Linked DNA regions of Homo sapiens: all the other regions are linked to region 4. Evidence: chromatin contacts called from ENCODE Hi-C or POLR2A ChIA-PET data. All regions are on one chromosome and are shown on one strand. Each heading gives the region's core, a stretch centred on a gene start or an enhancer-like site at or near the end of the contact. The rest is flanking DNA. Distances are from core to core; before and after follow the strand shown.

What was found. A loop is a pair of places that touch in the nucleus more often than their neighbours do. ChIA-PET counts read pairs that join two places held with the same protein, here RNA polymerase II (POLR2A). Pooled maps may share reads with other maps.
Region 1: a loop to region 4 is called in a pooled map, with 3 times the contacts of the local background. The contact joins the enhancer-like site here to the promoter of TRIM68 in region 4. A Hi-C loop is called at or near these places in 3 of 37 single-sample maps with no recorded cell type and 6 of 50 pooled maps. POLR2A ChIA-PET finds 5 or more read pairs at or near these places in 1 of 52 experiments (OCI-LY7).
Region 2: a loop to region 4 is called in a map with no recorded cell type, with 22 times the contacts of the local background. The contact joins the enhancer-like site here to the promoter of TRIM68 in region 4. A Hi-C loop is called at or near these places in 2 of 37 single-sample maps with no recorded cell type and 5 of 50 pooled maps.
Region 3: a loop to region 4 is called in a pooled map, with 12 times the contacts of the local background. The contact joins the promoter of RHOG here to the promoter of TRIM68 in region 4. A Hi-C loop is called at or near these places in 4 of 37 single-sample maps with no recorded cell type and 9 of 50 pooled maps. POLR2A ChIA-PET finds 5 or more read pairs at or near these places in 1 of 52 experiments (OCI-LY7).

What each region holds. Positions count from the first base shown.
Region 1 is chr11:3,865,324-3,868,854 of GRCh38, reverse strand. All of the region lies in intron 1 of STIM1 (stromal interaction molecule 1), which reads right to left. Among named protein-coding and RNA genes, the nearest start is that of MIR4687, 11 kb to the right of the region's middle. Within about 2 kb of position 1,499, at least 25 of the 41 ENCODE cell types and tissues checked have a DNase peak (open chromatin) inside an H3K27ac peak, as active enhancers do; they include OCI-LY7, where a contact is called at or near this core.
Region 2 is chr11:3,947,058-3,950,543 of GRCh38, reverse strand. All of the region lies in intron 1 of STIM1 (stromal interaction molecule 1), which reads right to left. Among named protein-coding and RNA genes, the nearest start is that of PPIAP40, 55 kb to the right of the region's middle. Within about 2 kb of position 1,268, at least 6 of the 41 ENCODE cell types and tissues checked have a DNase peak (open chromatin) inside an H3K27ac peak, as active enhancers do.
Region 3 is chr11:3,839,505-3,842,736 of GRCh38, reverse strand. It overlaps RHOG (ras homolog family member G), which reads left to right and starts at 1,778. Exons shown (of 2, transcript NM_001665.4): 1 at 1,778-1,843. RefSeq lists silencers at 838-887, 928-1,197, 1,548-1,597, 1,648-2,037.
Region 4 is chr11:4,606,090-4,609,684 of GRCh38, reverse strand. TRIM68 (tripartite motif containing 68) reads left to right here and starts at 1,454. Exons shown (of 7, transcript NM_018073.8): 1 at 1,454-1,658. RefSeq lists silencers at 1,290-1,499, 1,810-1,889.

The DNA of each region.
Region 1 (3,531 bases), core at 250-2,749, 740 kb after region 4:
ATAATAAACATGCTAAATGTTGACTGAAGAGATAAAGAACACTAACTACAAAGACACAGCCCCTACCCCAAGGCTTAAATTCAGAACAGTTGAACCAGGGTGATAGTTTTGGAAAATATAAACTGAATATACACCACTCTGTAGCTAGGTACTACCTACTCAGAATTCATAAGTAAAATACAGCCTCTCTTTCCATCTCCCATCCCACCTCTAATCCTAGTTTCCCAGGCCACTTGGGTGATAGAATAAACTAACACCACTTAACAGTCCTATAAATTGTATAATTTTTAATCAAAATGCCTATCTCCACCTAAATTCTAAACTCAGATAGCTGTTTCTTCCCCGCCACCCCACCCCACACCAAGTTATTAAACAAAAATAGAAACAATTTTGGTCTTGGGATCAGATAAAGCTAATTTCAAATCCTGGCTCCGCCACCTTGGGAAAATGACCTTAAGTTCTCAGTTACAATTTCTTCATCAGTAAAATGAGAGCTATATCCACCCTTAAGAGTTGTTTTGCAGATGTAAAACACCTACAAAGGTGCTCAATAAATAGTAGCTGTCATCATCATTCTTACCATCGAAGTTATTTCAGTTGTCTTAATTACATATTTATCTCTTCAGAGATATGAAGTGTGAGTTCCAGTGACCTTTGCTCTTGTCAGCAAAAGTTTCTTGAAACAAGACCTCCACAAATTCGACCACCCAGCAACAAATACACACACAGACACACACTGCTTTCTAACCTGTGTGTGTGTGTTACACCTGAAGGCCACCCATCTCCCCTGGCTGCTGTATTTCAGAAGCCAGCTCTGGGAACTTGGCAAGCACAGACACATTTGTTCGAACATACACTGTAGTGACGAGAGTTCTGAGAGCTTCCTGAGAGGCCTGAGATAACCCAGAGAGGCCAAACAGGAGCAGAGCTACTGAATCACACTGAGAAAATTAGAGGCACATGAGATTTGAAAGCCTGCCTGCTTGCCTGCCTGCCTGCCTGCCTGCCTGCCAGTGAGATTTCTGGTCATTACCTAGGCCAGAGATCAACACAAGGCAGCCAGGGGCTCTGTGTATATGGCCAACCGAGGAAAGGGTCAGATAAGCCCTTACTGGGCCGTGCTGACAGCACAGTTACTTTTATTCTTTTGTCTCCTCCATCACATCTCCCAAGAGGCCCCTCCCCAGCGTCTTGAAGGAAAGCTGATGTGATGCCTGCTCAGGCTGGAGTTCTCAGCATCAGAGATAACATTTAAAAAGCCAGCAATCTTCACAGGACTATCCTATCTCTCTGCTGCACAACAAGCCCAGGAGTGGGAACCATGAAAGGTTTCCTCCTCCGTTCCACAAGCTAGTCTCAGCAAAGTAGTGAAAGTTCATTCTGTTCATTCAGCTGCCTCAAATTTGACCTGAGGTAAACCCATGTGGGCCATGGAACCAAAGACAGGGAGCAGGAAGACCCAAGAAGGCCTTGCCTACAGGTTTCATGTCCTCTTCAAGCACAGTTCTCCACTCCTACTGCAGCCACCTGCTCAGGGTAGTCATTGCTGTGGCAAACAAAAACTGCCAACCAAAGTCAATAGCCAAACCATCCCTCATTATGACTGATAACTGTCACTGAGCACAGCTTCAGTAGGTGCTTAGTAAATAGGGATGAAGTACTAGGTCAGGCAGAAAAATAATCCCTACAGAACTCCTCAGAAAACTCACCATGTGAATTCTATCCCAATCCCAGGGCATGCTCATCTAACAGTTTTACAGGAACTGATGTCAAGTACTTGGTATTCTCCCTCCCCACCTACTCAATCCAAAGATCAATTCATTGTTATTCATTTGGTCAACAAATATCTACTGGGCACATACTCTCTGACCAGCACTCTCATAGGTACTGAGGATATGTACTACAGCCAACAAACCAGACATGGCTCTTGCCCTTAAGAGACAAGGAAATATTCAAAAATAATAATAATAATAAATAAAGCACAGTTTTAATTTCTTTTTTACTTTTCTTTTCTTTCTTTCTTTACCCTCTCTTATGGTGCTGATAACTCCATTTTTCAAGTGAGGAAACTGTCATTTGACAGTTTGGATCACACTGTCATACTGTCACCAAGAACTCAAACCAATGCCCAGTGCTCTTAGGTACTGGCTTGCTGTAAAAGACATATCTTGAGAGGCCGAGGCAGGCGGATCGCAAGGTCAGGAGTTCAAGACCAGCCTGATCAACATGGTGAAACCCCGTCTCTACTAAATATACAAAAATTAGCTGGGCATGGTGGCACGCACCTGTAATCCCAGCTACTCAGGAGGCTGATGCAGGAGAATCACCGGAACCCAGGAGGCGGAAGTTGCAGTGAGCCAAGATTACGCCACTGCACTCCAGCCAGGGGACAGAGCAAGACTCTGTCACAAAAAAAAAAAAAAAAGACATAGCAAGCTGCCTCTTGTGGCGTAAGCAGGGTGTGAAGTGCACAGAGAGCACTGCAGATAGTAAGTGCTACCAGAGTTTGTTCACAGGTCAGCAGTATCTCACAGCTAGAATTAGTGTCAGGAAAGACTTCATAGAGGACTGGAAGTAGAAATAAAGAAGGACAGGTAATAAAGACATTCTGAAGGAAGTTAAATGACATAAGTAAAAACAAAAGTGAAGCAGTATAAATAAAAGTTTGTTCTGCAGATCAGAACAAAGAAAAATGCTTGGCTTGCCAAGAATGCAGCAAGGGGAACAGAGGGAGATGAAGTGAGTAAAGTGGTCTGGGGCTGGAACTCTGTGTCAGGAAAGCAACCACCACCCATACAGAAATTTTAGAACCTGCACCTTCTCTATTCCATGCTCCCCAGCAGAAAACAAAAGTTTAAGTGCTGTTGGCTCATTTCCGGATTTTTCTTGCATGACTTCTCACACAAAAGAAATCTGCTCCACTCTGATAAACATGACAGGACCACAGCCATCCCTCTTCAAGTCTTGCCTGCTCTAGCAAGTTGTATCAACACAGGCAAAGTTGTCAAATTCTCAATGCCCAGAGAACCTCCCCTTGGCACTTTCCAGGTGGCCACGAGTAACCCCACAAAGTTTTTAATACATTTACCCTGCCTGTGGAGGCCCCAAATCCATAATGGAGCCAGCTGAACAGCTCAGTGGTGAGACATACAACATAAGGCTCTGACCTGTCTCCTTCAGATGCCTATACTGTACATCCCAGCAAACAGATTCCTCATTGCTCTGAACAGATATTGTCAAGAGAGTGGTATAGGGTGCATATATTAGGCACCATAGGAAACAGATATTGCTGGGCTTCTTTTTCTGTGCCTAATAAAAAAGCTTTCTAGCTGGATAGGTCCAAAGAAGCAGCACTTGACATTTGACTTTGTATATCCCTAATTGTACCCAGACCAATTTCGGTGAACATAATATAATATTGTGAACTGCTTCCTGGTTCTCCTCTGTGTAGGTCCCAGACCTCCTAACAACCCAAACAGGCTCCATTAGGGTAGACAGGCTCCACAACAGAGTGAGAACAACATATGAATG
Region 2 (3,486 bases), core at 19-2,518, 660 kb after region 4:
TATTTGTAATACCCAAAACTGGAAGCAGCCCATATATTCTTCAACAAGTGAATGGTTAAACTCCAGTACTTATGTACAATGGTACATGACTCAGCAATAAAAAGGAATGCCCAGCCAGGCACAGTGGCTCATGCCTATAATCCCAGCACTTTGGGAGGCCGAGGCGGGCAGATCTTGAGGTCAGGAGTTCAAGACCAGCCTGACCAACATGGTGAAACCCCGTCTCTGCTAAAAATACAAAAATTAGCCAGGCGTGGTGGTGCATGTCTGTAATCCCAGCTACTCAGGAGGCTGAGGCAGGAGAATCGCTTGAACCCAGGAGGTGGAGGTTGCAGTGAGCCCAGATCGCACCACTCCACTCCAGCCTGGGCAACAGAGCAAGACTCTGTCTCAAAAAAAAAAAAAAAAATGAATGACCTATTGATACACACAACTTGGATGAGTTTCCAAGGAACTGAACTGAGAAAAGAAAAAAAAGAAAGAAGCCAATTCCAAAAGGTTATATACTCTGTGATTCCATTTATGTAACATTTTTGAAAGGATAAAATTCTAGAAATGGAAGGCAGAGAGAGATTAGGAATGAGGAATGGGGTTGAAAGGAGACGGGAGTGGTTATAAAAGAATAGGAAGGATCTTTGTGGTGTTGGAATAGAACTTTATACACATAGATGAGTACAAGTAAAACTGGGAAATCTGAACAAGATTGGTGGATTTTATCAATGTCAATGTCAATATCCTGGCCATGATATACTACAGCTTGTCCAAAATGTTACCATGGAGGAAACTGCAAAGTTTTCCAGTGATCTCTCCATATTATTTCTTAGGACTCCATGTAAATCTATAATCATCTCAATAAAAATTTTAATTTAAAAAATCCTTCACAGGGTTCCCAAACTCCCTTAACAGTGATGCCTAACTTTTTTCAGTGAGGAATTCCAAAGAGCTCCATGTAATGATAGGTGTGCTTTTACTAACCACTGGTTGAAAAATGACTGAGGAAATAATATGGATTCATGAGACACCCCTCAAGGACCCCTTTCAGGGATTCAAATCCCCAAGACTGGGAATACTTGGCCTTTGCAATGAATATAATTTAGAAAAGCATGCAAGACTTTTTCAAGAGGCTGTCTCTATAGCATTTTCTAGCCTTATCTCCTGCCACTCACCAGCTCACATATACCCTACACTCCCACCATACTAAATTACTTTCAGTTCCATAAATATGCAAGGCTCACTTTGTGGCTTTGTACATGATGTTCCCTCTGCCCGCAATATCCTTGCCCCATTCTGCACCTGACTAATTCATACTCAGGTTTCAAGATTCTACTCAGGCTTTTTCTAATTTCTCTAGGAGCCTTCTCTATACTGACCCCCGGGGTTTGATTAGGAGTCCCTCTTCTGTGCTCTTATAGTCCCTGTGCTTCTCTGTATCACAATTTGGACCAATTACTTAAATTCTCTATGCCTACATTTCTATCTGTAAAATAAGGAGAAAACAGTATCCACCTCATAGGGTTGTGAGAATTAAATGAGTTAATACATATAAAGTACTTCAAATAGAGCATGGCACATAGTAAGTGTTCAATTATTACCATGTTATTTTTGTTGTAATTGTCTAACTAGTACACTGAAATATCTAAGCAGAAATTGGTATTTGCATTCGTGTCTAGCCTGGCATATAGTAGATGCTTGGTAAATATTTGAGAAGAGAATTAAGGGATCTAAGGTTGGGGCAGGAAGGTACAATCTAAATTAATGGTAGAACTGGAGATTTAGAGGATTGGGAATAACTGCTAAGAGCAGGAGGTGAGTACAGGTTGGAACTAGGAATAAGATAGACGTATTTAGAAGATAAGTGTAAAAAGAACCAGACTATTATAGATTGAGAACTTGGAATGAATAAGCACAACTGACACCTGCTTATACATGTCTTCTAAACTGGCTCACGTAGGGCTCCTTTGATTTGTCATCATAATTTGTTATTGTAGAGCTAGAAAAGTTGTCTAACCTTTTGGAGGCACTATTTTTTCATCTGTAAAATACGGCATAATAATGTATTTTTCTAAATAAGTAAGATTATGCAAGCAAACTACATAGCCTACAGATTCAAGTAAAACTAGCTTGTTCTTAATAAATATTAGGTTCTCCTCATCCCTTAATTTTTTTCTCTTATATATTAAAAAAAGAAAAGATAAGCCCCTTGGATAATAACCACCTAGAAGAAGAGAAAGGGAGATATATGGGAAACTGACCTATACAAAACAAAGCACCAGAGCTTGAGAAAGGGTAGATAGGTACCTAGAATTATTCTCTCTCTAGCTTTTCATGTCTAATACTTTCTGAACCTTCAAGGCCCAGGGAAGGCCCTGGGATGCCTTCTTTAACTACTCCGCGCCCTATAAGTCTCCCATTTTGAGGTCAGAGTATTGAGCCTACACTGGCCAACGGACCACCTCATAAGAGCTCTTCTAAACCTAACTGTATTCTGTTCTCATGTGGCCTGTTAGCTCCTCTAGAATGGAACTTGAGTGTCTTTTTGCTTTCTCCACAAGAACAGAATTAAGAATACTGTTAACTGTCTAAGGGAGAAAGGGAGGATGAACATGTCAGGAACTATGTTGATCACTTCTACATACGTTGTCTCTTTGAAACTTTGTAAAGTCAGTACTTTTATTATCCTCAATAAAAAATGAGAAAACTGAAGCCCAGATACAATAAGTGACTTCCCCAAGGTCACATATATGGTGAAAGTAGGTCTGGAAGTAGGATACAGTCTGTCTCCAGAGCCTTGATAAGAATAAATGCATACAGGTGCCTACCTGGTTACCAACCACACAGCTGATTTACTGGGCAATTCGGTGACACCAGCTTCTCACCTCAACTCCTCTCTGCTGCCAACTGAGCCTGGGAGAGCTGTTTGGCTTCCTTTCTTCCTCTTATTTTGTCCAATATAGGAAATGCAAAGGTAGCCTGCTGTGTCTCTTGTAGGATGGAGTATGTGGAAAAAACAGGTGAAACAGAGGGCCCCCGTCAGCAGTAATAAACAAGAGACATATATTCAACATCAGAGCCAGAAAGCCTCCCTCGTTAAAACTTTCTGGCTCCAGAGAGGAGGAAATTGAACCCTGAGAAGGGAGGTCACTTCCATAAGGTCATACAGCTGAGCAGAGACTGAAACTCTGTCTTCTGACACTCAAATTGGTGCTCACTTTGGTCTACCCTGTACCAGGCTATGAAGAGAAAACTACAATATGACCTGTCAGGCCTGTCACTAAGTGCAAAACCCAAAAGCTGTAAACACAGGAAATGGGCTGGGATGAGGTTCAGAGGAGCAGCAACATTTGCCAAGTTAGAAGTGTTCAAGGGTTTCCTGTCCACAGCTGTTAACTGTCACAGAAATGTTCCAGAAAGTAATACAAGGCAGAAAGAAAAAAAAAAAAAAACACTAAGAATGAGGAGAAAATATTCAGGTTTATATATGCCTTT
Region 3 (3,232 bases), core at 529-3,028, 770 kb after region 4:
AATCCCAGCTACTTGGGAGACTGAGGCAGGAGAATCATTTGAACCCAGGAGGCGGAGGTTGCAGTGAGCAGAGACCGCGCCACTGCAGTCCAGCCTGGTGACAGAGCGAGACTCCATCTCCAAAAAAAAAAAAAAAAAAAAAAAAAAGATAATACTTTGGCTATGGCTAAGTCAAATATAGTTAAAATTCATTTCGTTTCTTTTTACTTTTTTTGAAATGTCATTAATAGACAGTTTTAAATTACTTACGTGGTTCCTATTTATTTTTTTAAAAATATAAGTAGGCTGGGTGTGGTGGCTGACGCCTGTAATCTCAGCACTTTGGGAGGCCAAGGCAGGTGGATCAACTGAGATCAGTAGTTCGAGACCAGCGTGGCCAACAGGGTGAAACCCCGTCCCTACTAGAAATACGAAAATTAGCCGGGTGTGGTGACATGCACCTGTAACCCCAGCTACTCGAGAGACTGAGGCAGGATAACTGCATGAACCTGGGAGGCAGAGATTGCAGTGAGCCGAGATCGTGCCACTGCACCCCAGCCTGGGTGACATCGTGAGACTGTCAAAAAATATGTGTGTGTTTGTGTTTATAGAGACAAGGTTTCACCATCTCTGTAATTACAGGCAGACGCCACCGCGCCAGACTCTTAGGGTATGATATTTTTAAAAGATATTTGTTTAGTGTTTGAGATACGCATTGACAACAGGTCTTTTACACCCATTCTCATGTTATCTTCAAAACTACGGGGTGAAATATAATTATTCTATTTTACCAAAGACAGATTTGAGGCTCAGAAAGGTTAAGCTATTTATTCCTGGAATCAATCCGTTTATTTGAAAAGCTTCTGGAAGACAGGGATCCTGTCTTAAACGCTGTGTTTCTTCACAGCACCTAGCACTTAGCTCTCTCCACGTGGTAGGCGCTCAGAAACTTTGTGCTGAACGAAGGATATGGATTCTCAAGTCAAAGCTCCGAGCGCAAAGCCAGGGAGCGAAGCACCAGAGGGCGCCCATGAGCCCGCCCACCCGCGGGTCGCCGGGGCCCAAGCTGGACCTCAGGCCTGGGTGCGGCTCTTCAGCCCCAAGCAGCTGCGCGCCCCAGCAGAACAGGGGGCGAGGGGGCGAGGGAAGCCCCAAGTCCTCCGTCCGCCCCGCCCCCTCCCCAGAGCCAGGCCTCGCAGGGCTGCACGGTGCTGAATGACGACTCGACATCCTGTTTTTGGGGCCCGCGGCTCCGCCTGCGCCTCTGCTGATCTTGTCTTTCCCTTGGGTGCTGACGCCAGCTCCTCTTCCCCCCGAGTCTCCCCACCCTCCCCAGGGGTCTGGGGCCTTCCCACTGCTGAATCACCACCACCTCGCACTCCCCCGGGGCTCAGGGCAGGGGCGGGGACTGCCCCAGCCTCGGCCACCACTCTATCCCTGGGGTTGACTGAAGGGACCAGGCCCAGGGGCGCCTTTCTCAGCATCTTCCCGCGGAGGCTGGTGGGGGCGGGATGGGGGGAAGAGGACGAACGCCTAGCGCCCAGGGTAGGGCCTCCAGGGGTAGGGTGGCCAGGAGGAGGCGGAGAGACTTGACCTTGGGAGGCCTGACTTACTGACCGCAGGGGCAGCGGACTGGGAGGGGAACGTGGCAAGCCCGGGACTGGGCCGGGGGCGAGGCTGGGGGCGGGCCGGGGCTGGAGAGGGGGAGATCGGCCCTCGGACTTCCTGGTCGGGCCCCGCCCCGGCCCGCCCCGCCTCGCCGGCCCGCCCCCCCCACTTCCTCCGGCCTCCCGCTCTCACTTCCTTCTCGAGCCCGGAGCCGCTGCCGCCGCCCCCAGCTCCCCCGCCTCGGGGAGGGCACCAGGTGAGGCCCGGCCGGGGCTGGCGGGTAGGGGTCCGGGGGAGGAGAGCCCGGCCGGCCCAGGACTCGGCGCGGGCGCCGGCTCATGAGTTTGCTGGCGGAGGCCGCGGGCGGGAGCTTCTCGGTTCAGTCCAAGTAGGGCGGGCGCGGCCGGCCGGGCGGGGCGGGAACGGGGCCACTGCGAGCCGGCGGAGGCTCGGCGAGGGTGGCTTCCCGGCGGCTGTACCGCCTCTAGGGAGCCGAGAGGGACCCCTGAGGTCGGAGGGTCCCGGGCTCCAAGATAAGTGTCTCTGAAGTGGAAGAGCTCAGAGCTGGGAGATCGGACGCAGGTGGGGTGTCCTCAGAAGTTGGTGGGGGGGGTGTTGAGAAGTGCGTGAGGGGAGAGGGCTTCTGGGCTGGAAAAGGCGCTCCCTCTGCTCTGGCAGTTGTGACACTTGGGGTGAGAGGGGCGGTGTCTGGGGCCTCCGAAAGCTCTCTCCCTGTCAGATGGATGCTAATACAGACCCACACTCGGTCTGCAGCCCCAAGGCCCTCTGCACTCAGGAGGACCCGGGTTGGGTGGGGGAGCCCCGCCGACCCCAGTCGTTGTCTGTATGTCTGTTTTCCTGAGTCCCGACCTTACCTGGAGCCAAGCAGTAGGTATTTAGTGAGCAGACGCTGTTCCTAGCTGACCAGAGCCTGGCCTTGCTCTTTTGGGAGTAACTTGGTCTTGCCCTGTAACTGGAAGTGGAAGGACTCTCATTCAGAGGTACTGATAGTCCCTGACAAGTTTTTGTTGTGTCTTTTGGGGACAATTGAGAACCATCTCCTAGTGTTCCTCTTCATTCTTAGTCCCTGAATTATACACATGCTCCTGTCGTCTCCCTCCACACCTTCTTTAGTTTCTACCCACAAATCCGCCATCACTCTCTTCTCATCCCTTCCAGTCTCTTTTCCTCCAAACATACGGTCATACCTAGGCCTTGACCTGTCTTCACCTACCCTGCCCCATGTTCGTCTTGGTCCTCTGCAACCTGCCCCATCCCTTCCCTTCCCAGCTCTGGCACCCACACACATGCACCTCCTGGTTTCTTCCATCACCCCTCATTCCTTTTGAACCCTCAGCCTGTCACCCTCTCTGTATCCTTCCCTCCCACCCACTTATCTCCAGCTTTGGAATCAGTTGTTGAAGACTTAGTGAGTTCTAGAGTCTTTTCAAACCTCCCTAGCTTGGAGAGGCAGTCTGCAGCCTCCCAGTGATAGAGACGGATTAAAGAGCTGGAAAGCCTGTGTGTGTGTGTGTGTGTGTGTGTGTTTGCGTGTGTGTTCGCACGCGCGTGTCTGTGTATCTACATCTTCATCTCTTAGAGATGGATTAAAGAGATGGAAAGCCTGTGTGTGTGTGTGTGTGTG
Region 4 (3,595 bases), core at 205-2,704:
AAAACATTCTGAAGACATCTGTAAAGGAAAGCTTCTATGCCTTGGAAGTAAACTGGTCTGTCTTCAAAAGCCCTCTCTCCAGCCTTCCCCACATGAACGCAAGCCCCCACCCCCAGCTACCCTGATTGCCAGGGTTCTTGACAGTCCGTCATAGTTACAAATTGCACCTTACACATGAAAATGATCTCCCCATTAACTGTTTTAACTTCACAGAGATTCCAGAGCAGTACAACCAACTTGACCTTCAGCTCCTTAAAGGCAGAGACTATATGTCCCATAGTTGTAATCCCAGCACCCAGTAAAATATTGTCAAGAAAATTGATGTTAAATAAATGTTTAAAATGGCTTATTTCAATTAATCCATTCATTATTCTATTAGAGCAGCCATTTCTCCAAAACTGGGTGAGACAGAGGGTACAGCTCAGACCTAAGATACTTTTGTTTTTTCTCATAGACCTATTTGTTGCAGGAAATTTCTGGGCCTCACCCTTCAGAATTTTAACCATGGCCGGGGCTCAGACACTGGCATGAGCATTCTGGAGTATCTGTCCTAACAATTAAGATATTATATAATTTGGAACCGAGCTTCAATTGGAAGATTTCCTGGTTATTTTCTATGCGGATAGGAGGTGCCTTCACTTGCTTATTAAAACCTAAGTGTCAAGAGAAGGACAAGGCCCTGGGAGTACAAAGAAAAACCCATATCACTGTCTTAAGTAACAGTTTTTGTGTGTGCGTGCATGTGTCTATGTGTTTGGGTGAGGAAGGGATACCAGTTGTTTAATTTTTTTTTCCTTTTTTAATGACAATTTTTGACCAGGGTTTCCATTTCTCCATCAACTCCCGGTCTCTGTTGTCTGTTTTTCACTCTAAAAGTGGATTGTGGCAATAGTGATGACAAGCTGGTTGCTGAAGTAAAAACGAAAAAAGAGAGGGTTTTGTTTTGTTTTGTTTTGTTTTGTTTAAGAACCCAGTATTTAAAGCCTGGAACCATGAGAGGTCGCGAATCTTGCCAGGAACAGCAGAGTCCACACCATATGTGCGCCCAACCCTTTGCTAAGATGGGTCACAGAACCAGACTTGGCCAATCTCAGGCTTCTGAGTTTAACAAGTCAAACTGGCAAATGAATAGCCACCTGAGCCTCTCTTAATGCAGTGCCTGAGCGGCATCATTTGGGAGCCTCAATCCTTTGACCTATCCTAGAACTAACTCCTAGAACCCTCTACAGTTTAAGGGAATCTGAGTCGGTGAAGGGACCAGAAAAACCCAGGAAGTAGAGAAAAAACATTGACATGCCTAGAAGCGCCGAAACCCCCGTCTCATCACCAATTGGCTAGGGGTACCCTGGTCCCTGCCTGTGATTGGCTGCCCCCACAAACACACCGCCCCCTGGGCGAAGCCAACCTGGGCCCAGCCGGCCGCTCATTGGCTGCCGTCCCGCGAGCGGGGCCTAGAGCCGGGTGTAGTATTCTGGGAGCTGCGGGCTACTGGGCCTGCGCTGCCGGGCTTTGGGTTCTGGGCCTCTGCCGCTCTCTGGCCCTAAGTGCTGAGCTGCCGGGAACGGCAGCTTCTGACGCTGGGCCATTGGACGCTGCGGAACCAGGCTTCTTCACTTTGAGTTTCCGCCGCGAAGCGCCAGTCCGGGCCGAGGAGGGAGGTGGGTAGATAACTCTGCCTTTTCTGAAGTCAGATCCCGCACGCTCACTTTACCCCCACCCGCCCGCTGTCCTGGGGACCTGCCCAACGCCCTGTGGCCAGGCCAGGAGCTGCTCCCTGACTCCGGAGGTTACCGCCCGCCCCTCGACTCCCTTCCCGCTGGGGTCCTAACTGGAAGTCTTCCAGGCCCCGCCCCCTTCTCAAATGCCCTTCTCAGACTCTCGCTGTACCCTACGGAAGGCACAGTCAAAGCAACCGAACGTTTAATTATTTGAATTTTCTCAAAGTAATTCATGTATAATAAAAAGTCAAACATTAAAGCAGGTCTTATTTTGAAGAGCAGTAACTACCCATCCCCAGATCTTTGCAGAGGCTGCCACTTTTAGTTTGTCCCCATTTAGATGTTTTTAGCACCCTAAATCAAAATAATATGCGTTCCACTGTATTTCTGGATTTATCATTTTGATATTTCTTTGCCTTACTTTCTTACTGCCACAATCTTGTCAATTTTCCATCGCTATTTTAGGTCTTCCATTTGTAGCTTTAAATAATGGGTATCAACTTCCATTTATTGTTTTATTGACTTTAGATGGTGTCTCTTAATGTCTCTACTGACTTAGCTAAGGATATTAACACATCCTCCACTTTCAATCTACTATCGGTTGGAACTCAACATTTACATTTAGTTTTCACGTATTCAACAAGTATTTGAGGCACTGTTCTTGGCACTGGGGAAATAGAAATGGACAAAACAGACAATGACCCTATCCACATGAAAAAGTTCTAGTATGGGAAGTAAGACAATAGACGAATACATGGCAAATGACGTCAAAGGCAGGATCATGTAGAAGTCATTTTCAGCTGGGAGAATAGCAGGCACCCAAGTCAGGTAGATTGAATGGACGAGGGGTTTGCGGGAGTGTGTGGAAGTTTATTCCTTTGCCTAGCTGGGCACAGGTGCTGTTTCAAGGAGAGATCTTGTTAACCGGGAGCCAGGATAGATTATTTAGTAAGTTAGTGATTTACCAAAATGAGGTTTTAGGATACTGGATCCCACAGTTTGGTAGTGATAGTGGGAGGAAGAAAAGCAGGAGGCAGGGAGTCTAGTGAGAAGGCATGCCCTGCCAATGGCATATCAGAGTCCTGCAAGATTTACTGCTCTGCTTCCTGCTTCCTGCTACTGGACTGCGCTAAACCACAGTGATTTTTCTCTCCTCTTGAATTTGTATTATACCTTAAAGCTAAAGAGGTTAAGAAATTTGCCCAAGATAGATGGCAGAGCCCCAAGCCAAACATCTGTAAAATGAGAACAATAATGGCCTCTGCCTAGGGTTGTGAAATAAACCAACTTAATTCATGTAAAGTGCTCAGAACAGTGCCTGGCACATCATAGAACTGCTCAAAGAGTGCTTGCTTTTATTATTAATGTATGCTCTCAATTTACCTCACAAATGCTAAAAGGATTTTGGGTTTAGGAACTATTTCCTATGTCTAGCTGGTTAATTCATTCAACAAATATTTACTCAGCAATATCTGCATTGCAGGTGCTGTTTAGGTGCTGAGGATACAACAGGAACTAGGATCAACATGTCCCTTCCTTGTATAGATTCTAGCTGGTAACACAAACTAGCAAAGTGAATGAATAAATATTGCCAACTGAGCCAAGAGCCTGCCATTGACCAAGTTCCATGCCCATATGTGGCCCTGGCAAAAATCTCAGATTTCTTGCTGGTGTAGTGATTTCATCAATATGGGTGTGATGATCATCAAATGATCTTTGTTTTAATCTCCAAGGGATGTTATTTCATCTCTGCTTCTAGCATATCACTAAAAGCTCAGAAGACTACCTTGACATCTTGGTGAATAATAAGTACATTAGTGCTGGAGCAGTGGGCAGGGGTTTAAAAGGCACAGGAAAAGAACTGCTGTTTCCTTTAC